Linked DNA regions of Homo sapiens: regions 1 and 2 are each linked to region 3. Evidence: chromatin contacts called from ENCODE Hi-C or POLR2A ChIA-PET data. All regions are on one chromosome and are shown on one strand. The core of a region is the stretch at or near the end of the contact, and the rest is flanking DNA. Distances in the headings are between cores, read along the strand shown. Region 1 overlaps SLC2A7 (solute carrier family 2 member 7). Region 2 has its middle 3.5 kb from the start of SPSB1. Region 3 has its middle 8.6 kb from the start of MIR34A.

What was found. A loop is a pair of places that touch in the nucleus more often than their neighbours do. ChIA-PET counts read pairs that join two places held with the same protein, here RNA polymerase II (POLR2A). Pooled maps may share reads with other maps.
Region 1: a pooled map shows a loop between it and region 3 (2.4-fold over the local background). The contact joins two enhancer-like sites. A Hi-C loop is called at or near these places in 2 of 50 pooled maps. POLR2A ChIA-PET finds 5 or more read pairs at or near these places in 3 of 52 experiments (Panc1, RWPE1 and naive thymus-derived CD8-positive, alpha-beta T cell).
Region 2: a map of CD4-positive, alpha-beta memory T cell shows a loop between it and region 3 (17-fold over the local background). The contact joins two enhancer-like sites. A Hi-C loop is called at or near these places in 1 of 168 maps with a recorded cell type or tissue (CD4-positive, alpha-beta memory T cell) and 7 of 50 pooled maps. POLR2A ChIA-PET finds 5 or more read pairs at or near these places in 2 of 52 experiments (OCI-LY7 and activated T-cell).

The regions. Positions count from the first base shown.
Region 1 is chr1:9,009,947-9,012,741 of GRCh38, forward strand. SLC2A7 (solute carrier family 2 member 7) reads right to left here. Exons shown (of 12, transcript NM_207420.3): 9 at 197-298. Among named protein-coding and RNA genes, the nearest start is that of SLC2A7, 15 kb to the right of the region's middle. RefSeq lists a silencer at 1,069-1,128. Within about 2 kb of position 1,290, at least 5 of the 41 ENCODE cell types and tissues checked have a DNase peak (open chromatin) inside an H3K27ac peak, as active enhancers do.
Region 2 is chr1:9,287,926-9,290,813 of GRCh38, forward strand. No RefSeq gene overlaps it. Among named protein-coding and RNA genes, the nearest start is that of SPSB1, 3.5 kb to the right of the region's middle. Within about 2 kb of position 1,251, at least 3 of the 41 ENCODE cell types and tissues checked have a DNase peak (open chromatin) inside an H3K27ac peak, as active enhancers do.
Region 3 is chr1:9,141,626-9,144,704 of GRCh38, forward strand. No RefSeq gene overlaps it. Among named protein-coding and RNA genes, the nearest start is that of MIR34A, 8.6 kb to the right of the region's middle. RefSeq lists an enhancer at 605-899. Within about 2 kb of position 1,691, at least 4 of the 41 ENCODE cell types and tissues checked have a DNase peak (open chromatin) inside an H3K27ac peak, as active enhancers do.

The DNA.
Region 1 (2,795 bases), core at 40-2,539, 130 kb before region 3:
TGTGCAGGTGTAGGTAAATGAAGCCATCTGTGACATTCACTTCAGGATGGGGCATTGCAAAGTACTTTTCCAGGCAGGATGCATGCCATCAGTGGGACTCAGAACCAACCACTTGGTGCAGCGGGCCCGGTTCAGTCAGGGGACCTCCCACCCTCCCCATGACTCCCCACCCAGGGGGCAGGAAATGAGGTCAGACCTGGAATAGGAGCACCACCGTCAGCACCAGGCAGGCAGAGCCGCAGATGCCGTAGCCGGCCAGCAGGAGGTGCCGCCGTCCCAGCCGCTCCACAAGGACAGCCTGGAGGGGAAGGGGGACAGTGAGAAGCCGCCTTGGCCTGGCGCCCACGGTTCTTGGGCCGAGCCTCCACTTCCTTTTGTGGGCCCCTCTTAGGTGCCCCTTTCTTTCTTTTGTCTTTCTTTCTTTTTTTTTAAACGGAGTTTTGCTCTTGCTGCCCAGGCTGGAGTGCAGTGGTGCGATCTCAGCTCACTGCAACCTCTGCCTCCCAGGTTCAAGTGATTCTCCTACCTCAGCTCCCAAGTAGCTGGGATTACAGGCACCTGCCACCATGCCCGGCTAAGTTTTGTATTTCTCGTAGAGACGAGGTTTCACCATGTTGGCCAGGCTGGTCTCGAACTCCTGGCCTCAAGTGATCCTCCTGCCTCGGCCTCCCAAAGTGCTGGGATTACAGGCGTGAGCCACCGTGCGTCACCTTTTAGGTGCCCCTTTCTTACCCCTGCTGCCTGCATGTGGGATGCAGGCCGCTGATTTGACATGGGTCAGACATTCATGCTCTTCACCACCACCCTTCCTTGTTCTGGTCATTCATTTCCAGACCTCCTGGATCTTGGCTCCCTGCACCCCTTGCTACCCACTAGAATAACCACATTTTCTAGTTTCTGTGTTTGATGCTTTGACATCTTGGGACCTTTATGGCCCTGGAGGGACTGCCCTTCCCACCCCACTGATAGCAAACAAACCGCTGTCTGGGAGTGAGTGCCTCTTTCATCTGCAAACCAACAATGCAGGCCCACACCCCAGGTCTTCCTTTGCTGAGCTTTCACACGCAAGGCCAGCATCACCTGCCCTAACACCCTGGGGGCCAGGGGCCAGACAGCTGGCACAGCCCCTGTGGTCCCCGACCCTGAGGAAATTATTCACACCAGCTACTCCTAAACCTGCTCGCTCTGCCTCACCCATTCCTTTCTGTGGGAACCACAGTAAAGGTTCATCCTCACACTTCCCCTTCATGCCTCTGCTTCCTGACCAACCCTGGGGCTTCCCCGCAGGCCCGGAATGGCGTGGACCGCACCCTCCTCATGGGATCTGTGAGGAACAAACTGTCTTTCCAGCAGTAGCCACCTCCTGATCTGTTGGCCTCACCATACCTGAATAAGAATAAAACCTACATTTAAAAATAGCCCCTGGGCTGGGCACAGTGGCTCACACCTGTAATCTCAGCGCTTTGGGAGGCCGAGACAGGAGGATTGATTGAGCTCAGGAGTTCGAAACCAGCCGGGTCAACATAGTAAGACCCTGTCTCTATGTTTAAAAAATAAATAAATAAAAAGAATAAGAATAAAAATAGCCCCCTCCTATTCTCTGGGGCTCCACTCGACATTGAGGCCATCTGGAATCTGGGCTCACATCATGCGGGGCCCCTCATCTCTCCACTTTTCCACCTGATGGACTGACCCCTCCACTCAGCCAGCTCCTTCTCCAACAACCAAGCCCAGGCCACACTCCCTGTGATCAGCATTCTTTCGACTTCTTCCTTCCTTTTCTACTTCTTCTTCTTCTTCTTTTTTTTTTTTTTTTTTTTTTTGGTGGAGTCTCACTCTGTCACCCAGGCTGGAGTGCTGTGGTGCAACCGTGGCTCACTGCAACCTCCGCCTCCCGGGTACAAGCAATTCTCCTGCCTCAGTCTCCCGAGTAGCTGGGATTACAGGCATGTGCTATCACGCCCGGCTAATTTTTGTATTTTCAGTACAGATGGGGTTTCACCATGTTGGCCAGGCTGGTCTCGAACTCCTGACGTCAGGTGATCCGCCCGCCTCAACCTCCCAAAGTGCAGGAATTACAGGCATGAGCCACCACACCTGGCTCCTTTTCTACTTCTAATACCATTTCCATTCTACTCCATCCCTAATGGCTGACCAGAGCCGGCCCTGTACAGCCCCTTGACTCATGTTAGCTGACTCATGTCCTCCCAACATCCCAACAGACAGACTATCACTGCCATTCAGGATGGGAGCGAAGTGCACCCCAAAAATCAGGGAAATACTGTCAATTTCCTGCTGTATGCCTGGTTCCCAGATGCTGTTCCTCCAGGGAGAGGGAAAGGGTATTTTTCTGGCTTGGGTTGCTCCAGGTAGGATGATGGTGAAGCAGGTCCTAGTTATGGTCATTTATCCCCAAGGAGGAGGACTCTGAGGATAAAGGATGGATCCTGCCCCAGGGGAAAACTGGGGATGGGGCCACAGAAATCCAGCAGGAGGAAGGGGTTGAGACTTCAGCCTGGGGACCTCTGTCCTCTTCCCTTAATTTTCCTGTCAGCCTCTCCCACTGTTTTCCTTAACTTCTCCCTCCCTGCCCTTCTAAACCTTCTGAGAGTTTACTGGAACTTAAACTAGCTCTGGGGAAAATACAAATAATAGATAACTTTCTTGAAAATGTTTACCATCACTGGCAACTCAAGAAATAGGAATCAAAATAATCAGGAGATAACTTGAAAATGGTCTAGGGAAAGGAATGCCATGATCATCTGACCCTTTTTCATGCAACATATATATCAAAG
Region 2 (2,888 bases), core at 1-2,500, 150 kb after region 3:
ACAAAAATTAGCCAGGCATGGTGACGGGTGCCTGTAGCTCCAGCTACTAGGGAGGCTGAGGCAGGAGAATCCCTTGAACCTGGGAGGTGGAGGTTGCAGTGAGCCAAGATCATGCCACTACACTCTAGCCTGGGCAACAGAGTGAGACTCCCTCTGAGAAAAAAGAAGGGTGGCAGGACTGACGCTCCAAGCTCCTGGGCGTATTTTTCCAGGAATGAGGCAGAATGGGAGCTAATTCACTCTCATTCTCCAATCTGGTCCCTCATGGGATCAACACTAACTTTAAAACCTCCCAGCACAGAGCAAGGCATACAACTTACATCCAATAAATGCTTGCTGAATGAATGAGGCCGTTGATCCTCTGGCTGGGGACAGGGGCATCCTGAGATGAGGATGGAGCAGAGAAGCTGGACCTGTCGGTTTGGACTCTTTGTCAGGGTGTTGACCAAACACAGCAAGCCCTGTGGTGGGGAACAGGAGGGTGAGATGTATCCCTGACTATTGGAAGTCTCTGATCTGTTATTTGAGACAGAAAGGTGACCTTTTCTAGAATATTTATATAGAGTCTTAAAATTTGAACTGAAGCCACTGAATACAGGTCTTTCTCCCTCTCTAAGTTTAAAAAAAAAGATCACAGAGCAAACTTATATAAAATGATTATTTGTTAACACTGTTACCATCTGGAATGATCTCATTTATTGTTTACTATTGGTCTCTCCCACTGAAATGGAAATTCTCTAAGGCCCAGAGCCTGGTCCATGTTGTTTATCACTCTCCAGCATGCAGAACAGCACTGTTCCATATTTATTCATTAGGTTCCTAAATTTTTAATAAAAATAAATACTGAAGGGCCAAATAATAAATACTTGGAGGGGGTTTCACTTTGATTGTTTAATGGAGTTTTACTACATTAATACTATTAAAATTAATTAATTATATTATAATGTATATTCAAGATGTCCCATGGATAGAAATAAACTGAAATACTGTTAAAAGCAACTGGTGAAGATTTAAGATAGGCACCAATATCACAGTCTGCTGTTACTTCACTGTGTTTTTGAAGAACTTTGCAATAGTTATTGTCCCAAACCCAATATCATCTCTTTATTATTTTTTTCTCAAAGTCATAGGAACTCTTTCCAAGCCTGTTTATCATCTAATGTCTCATTTAAATCTCCCCAAAACTTTGCTCTTAGTCTTTTCCTTTATTCGTGATTAACAAAGTCTGATAGAGCTATAGTGCAATATCATGCTTTGCCAGCAGGCGTCGCTGTCTGACAAGATGTGATCCAGTGTGAGCACTACAGTAATTTATGACCAAATGATCTACAAAATGAATCAATGTACTAAATTAGGGAATATTATGAGATCAAAATTCTGCGAGAAGTCAGCTGTGATGGCTCATGCCTATAATCCCAGTACTTCGGGAGGCCACGGCAAGAAGATCACTTGAGCCCAGAAGTTCAAGACCAGCCTGGGCAACATGGTAAGACCCTGCCTCTATTTTTTTTTTTTAATTAACATATAAACACTCTACTTCTGTTTTGCATCATGAGATAAGTACACATCTTATGCTAAGGATGCATAATAGATGTAGATTTTATTAATATGCTTCAGTGTTCTTCATGTTCTGGTGGATCTTGCTACAATTCTGTGTTGTGGATACCAAGCTTTTCTTTAAAAAAAAAACCTATTATCTTGAAAATTCTCAAAATCCTTGATTTCATTCTAGCACAATTAATTGTGTTCAGTTAATGTTGGTTGAATGATTGCACCACCTCCCCAGTTTCTGGGGAAATGTGTAGAGCAGTTCTACAGATGAGAACAGGAAATCTCAGAAAGGTTAAGTAACTTGCTCAAGGTCACACAGCTGATGAATAGCAGAGCTGGGGGTTGCATTGGGTTTGTCTATTACCAAATCCTTTGCACATTTGCTCCAATCAGCAAAAGGGATTCAGAGAAGATGGCAGCCTTTAACACTTGTGAGGGCAGCAGGATTCTGTGCTAAGAGCTCAAGGCTCAGAACCATCATCAGAAAAAGCAGCTGATGCTAATTCACCATCTATCAAGTTTCTCTTCACCATTTCCCGGAGACAGATTAAAGACATGAGCAAATTGTGCTGATGCAAGTGATAAAATGTGTGTGGGGGTGGGGTGGAGTTGGGGAGGGGGTTGGGGATGACACCACTGGGAGCCCAGAGCCACCTCCCTCCCGACTCACCCCTGCAGTACACAGATCTTTGTATAAGTCCTGAGTCACCCTTCAAATTTTTGGATAGTATCTATCAGCTTATGTCACAATGTTGCAAGATTATGTATCTTTTTTTAACAAACAATAGTATCAGCATGCTAGGGTGATTCTGAGCCCTTCTGACACATAAACTGGCTTCCAGGATTGCTCAACATTGCCCCATGCTGCAGCAGTCACTGCCGGCTGACCAGCCTTCCATCATCCGGCCAACCTGCCCAGCGTCCTGGAGGAGAGAAGGCCCACTCCCCAGGGGTTCTTCTGGGAAATTTAGGTCAGCAGGGTCTAATTATTCAACTGGATCAAGAGCTGAGATTTCCAGATTAACGCCGAAGGGGGGTGGGGTGGGGGTGCTGAAGACTTTTCATCAGGAACTGTCTTTCAGGGCCTTAAACATCAAAGCTGGGTCTCTAGCTCCAAAGTGCCCCAGTCTGCCCTGGAAGCTTCCCAGATGTTAAGAGGTGAGGCTTGGTGGAGTTCCTCTTAGCAAAGCTGACAACACCATGGCCCCAGGCCACGTGGCCGTAGCACCAGCCCCATGAGATGCCAGTGTCTGGTAGATGCCACACACACAGTGAATAATCCACCAAACAGGGCTACTCTCCCAAGGAGAAATGAACCCATCAGAGGCAGCTGTGAT
Region 3 (3,079 bases), core at 441-2,940:
AGCTGGCGGTCCAGCACCTGCAGGGCGACCAGGCACTTCTTTGTTTTTACCGACTTCTCATAGCAATCGCCCATTTTCTTTATTCATGAATAAAGATGGGCAATAAGTTTCAAGAGGTTGTTTTGTTTTGTTTGCTTTGTTTTGAGACAGGGTCTTGCTCTGTTGCCCCAGCTGGAGTGCAATGGTGCGATCATAGCTCACTGCAGCCTCGAACTCCTGGGCTCAGGGGATCCTCCTGCCTCGGCCTCCCAAAGTGCTGGGACCACAGGTGTGAGCCATCATGCCTGGTCTTTGGGAGGTTTTTGTTGTTTGTTCTAGTAGTACGTATGATTCTTTTAACAATATAAATTGCAGATTTTTTATATGTTGGAGTTGTTGCAAAATATCATGAATTCTCCTCACTACTTTTTAAGTTATAGTTATTAGACCAGTTGTTATTGGATATTACTTAATGTGCTAATACTCCCATTGGCACATTACTGCTATCTACTGTGACATACTACTACTGTCATATCTACACGCTATACCAAATTTGGCTTTATCAAGTATTTCAATCATTGTATTTCACTATGATTGGTTAGCTTTGTAATCCCATGTAATTTACGCCTTTATCCTGAGACTCCAGAGAGTTCACTGGACTGACAAAGGGGTTTGTGGTATAACCAAAGTTGTGGGCCTGCTCCAAAGGCTTGCCTAGCTTCCCCCTAGTCAACCCCACGACACACATTGTCCTGGCCCCACATTCACACCCAGTCTGCACGTTACGACCAGTTTATACCAGTAGTTCTGCCTTCTCACCACCAGGAGGCACTGCTTCACCCGAGTCACAGGAAGCCCTGGGCAGGTTAGGGCTTCTCCCTCCCGCCTTCATCCTGACAGGGGCTCGCATCAGAATCCTCCCGGAGCTTTTTTTTTTCCTTACTTCCATCCCTCCTTCCTTTTTTTTTTTTTTTTTTTTTTTTGAGACAGTCTCACTCTTTCGCTCTGTCGCCCAGCCAGGCTGGGGTGCAGTGGTGCGATAGCTCACTGCAACCTCCACTTCCTGGATTCAAGCGATTCTCCTGCCTCAGCCTCCCGAGTAGCTGGGACTACAGGTGCGTGCCACACCTGCTAATTTTTGTATTTTTAGTAGAGACAGAGTTTCACCATGTTGGCCGGGCTGGTCTTGAACTTCTGACCTCCAGTGATCCTCCTACCTCGGCCTCCCACAGTGCTGAGATTATAGGCATGAGCACTGTGCTCAGCCGCTCCTTCCTTTTTTCCTTCCTTCCTTCCTCCCTCCCTTCCTCCTTTCCTTCCTTCCATCCCTCCTCCCTCCCTTCCTCCTTTCCTTCCTTCCATCCCTCCTTTCTTTTCTTCCTTCCTTCCCTCTCTCCTTCCTTCTTCCCTCCCTCCCTCCTGTCTTCCATCCTTCCTTCCCTTCTCCCTCTCCCTCCTTCCTTCCTTTTTTCCTCCCTTTTAACTTTTTGTTATGAAAAATTTCAAACATACGAAAGTATATGAACCCCCAGAGAGCCATCAGCGACTGCAGTGATCATCTCGGGACCCAAGTCATTTCTGCACCCTGTCTGGGAGCCCTCTAAAGATACAGACGCTTGCCCTGCCCTATATGGGCGCTCAGAGCCTTAAGGTTTACAGAGCTCCTGGGCTGTTTGGGAACCACTGTCACAGCGTGGCCCCTGCCTCCCAGACCCCTGGTGACCGCGCACGGGCTTCCAGCAGCCATTCCCACACACATGAGCGTCTTGCCCATGTCTGCCCCAAGCCCTGGGCTCTCACTCCTGTTCTTTTGCTCAGGCACCACAGGAATTGGGGAACAGCTGACTCCCATTCCCTGCACAGCCTCTTCCTGTGGCTCTGAAAGCCAGGGTGAAGTAACACCCATCAGCCTTGCCCTTGAGCAAGCAACCACAGCCACATTTTGCTGGCACGAGGCTCATGGTGTGGCCTCTTCCTGCGATGGAGGGGCAGGCCCTGGGTTGGCAGCATCTCTGTGTTTCAGACTGAAAGACATTGTCAAGCTATTAAAGCTTGGTTCTGAGTGTCCAGAAGGATCCCTGTTATGAGCTGAATTGTCCCCCCTCCCCATCCATATGCTTTTTAAACATTTTTTATTTTTATTTCTTTTTTTTTTTTTTTTTTTGAGACGGAGTCTCGTTTTGTCACCCAGGCTGGAGTGCAGTGGTGCAATCTTGGCTCACTGCAACCTCTGCCTCCCAGGTTCAAGCGATTCTCCTGCCTCAGCCTCCCTAGTAGCTAGGATAACAGGTGCCCATCACCACGCCCGGCTAATTTTTGTATTTTTAGTAGAGATGGGGTTTCACCATGTTGACCAGGCTGGTCTTGAACTCCTGACCTCAGGTGATCTGCCCACCTCCGCCTCCCAAAGTGCTGGGATTACAGGTGTGAGCCACCGTGCCCGGCCATACTTTTTAAAAATTTTTTGTAGAGATGGAGTCTCACTATGTTGCCCAGGCTGGTCTCAGCCACTCAAGGTGCTGGAATTACAGGTGTGAGCCACCATGCCCAGCCCCCCATTCATATTTTGAGATCTTAGCCTCCATTACCTCAGGATATGACTGTATTTGATGATAGGGTCTTTAAAAGGTAACTAAGTTAAAATGAGATCGTTAGGTTGCACCCTAAACCAATATGATTGTGTCCTTAAGAGGAAACATGGGCCCGGTGCAGTGGCTCACTCCTGTCATCCCAGCATTTTGGGAGGCCAAGGCAGGCAGATCGCTTGAGCTCAGGAGTTCAAGGCCAGCCTGGGCAACATGGTGAAACCTCATCTCTACTAAAAATACAAAAAAATTAGCCAGGCATGGTGGTGCACGCCTATAGCCCCAGATACTCAGGGTGAAGCGGGGAGTCAATTGAGGCTGGGAGGTTGAGGCTGCAGTGAGTCTAGGTCATGCCACTGCACTCCAGCCTGGGCGACAGAGTGAGACCCTGTCTCAAAAAAAAAAAAAAAAAAAAAGGAAACATGGACACAGATAAGAACCCAGGGAAGACCAGTGGAGACACAAGGAGAAGACAGCATCTCCAAGCCGAGCAGAGAGTCCTGGCGGGGCCGCGC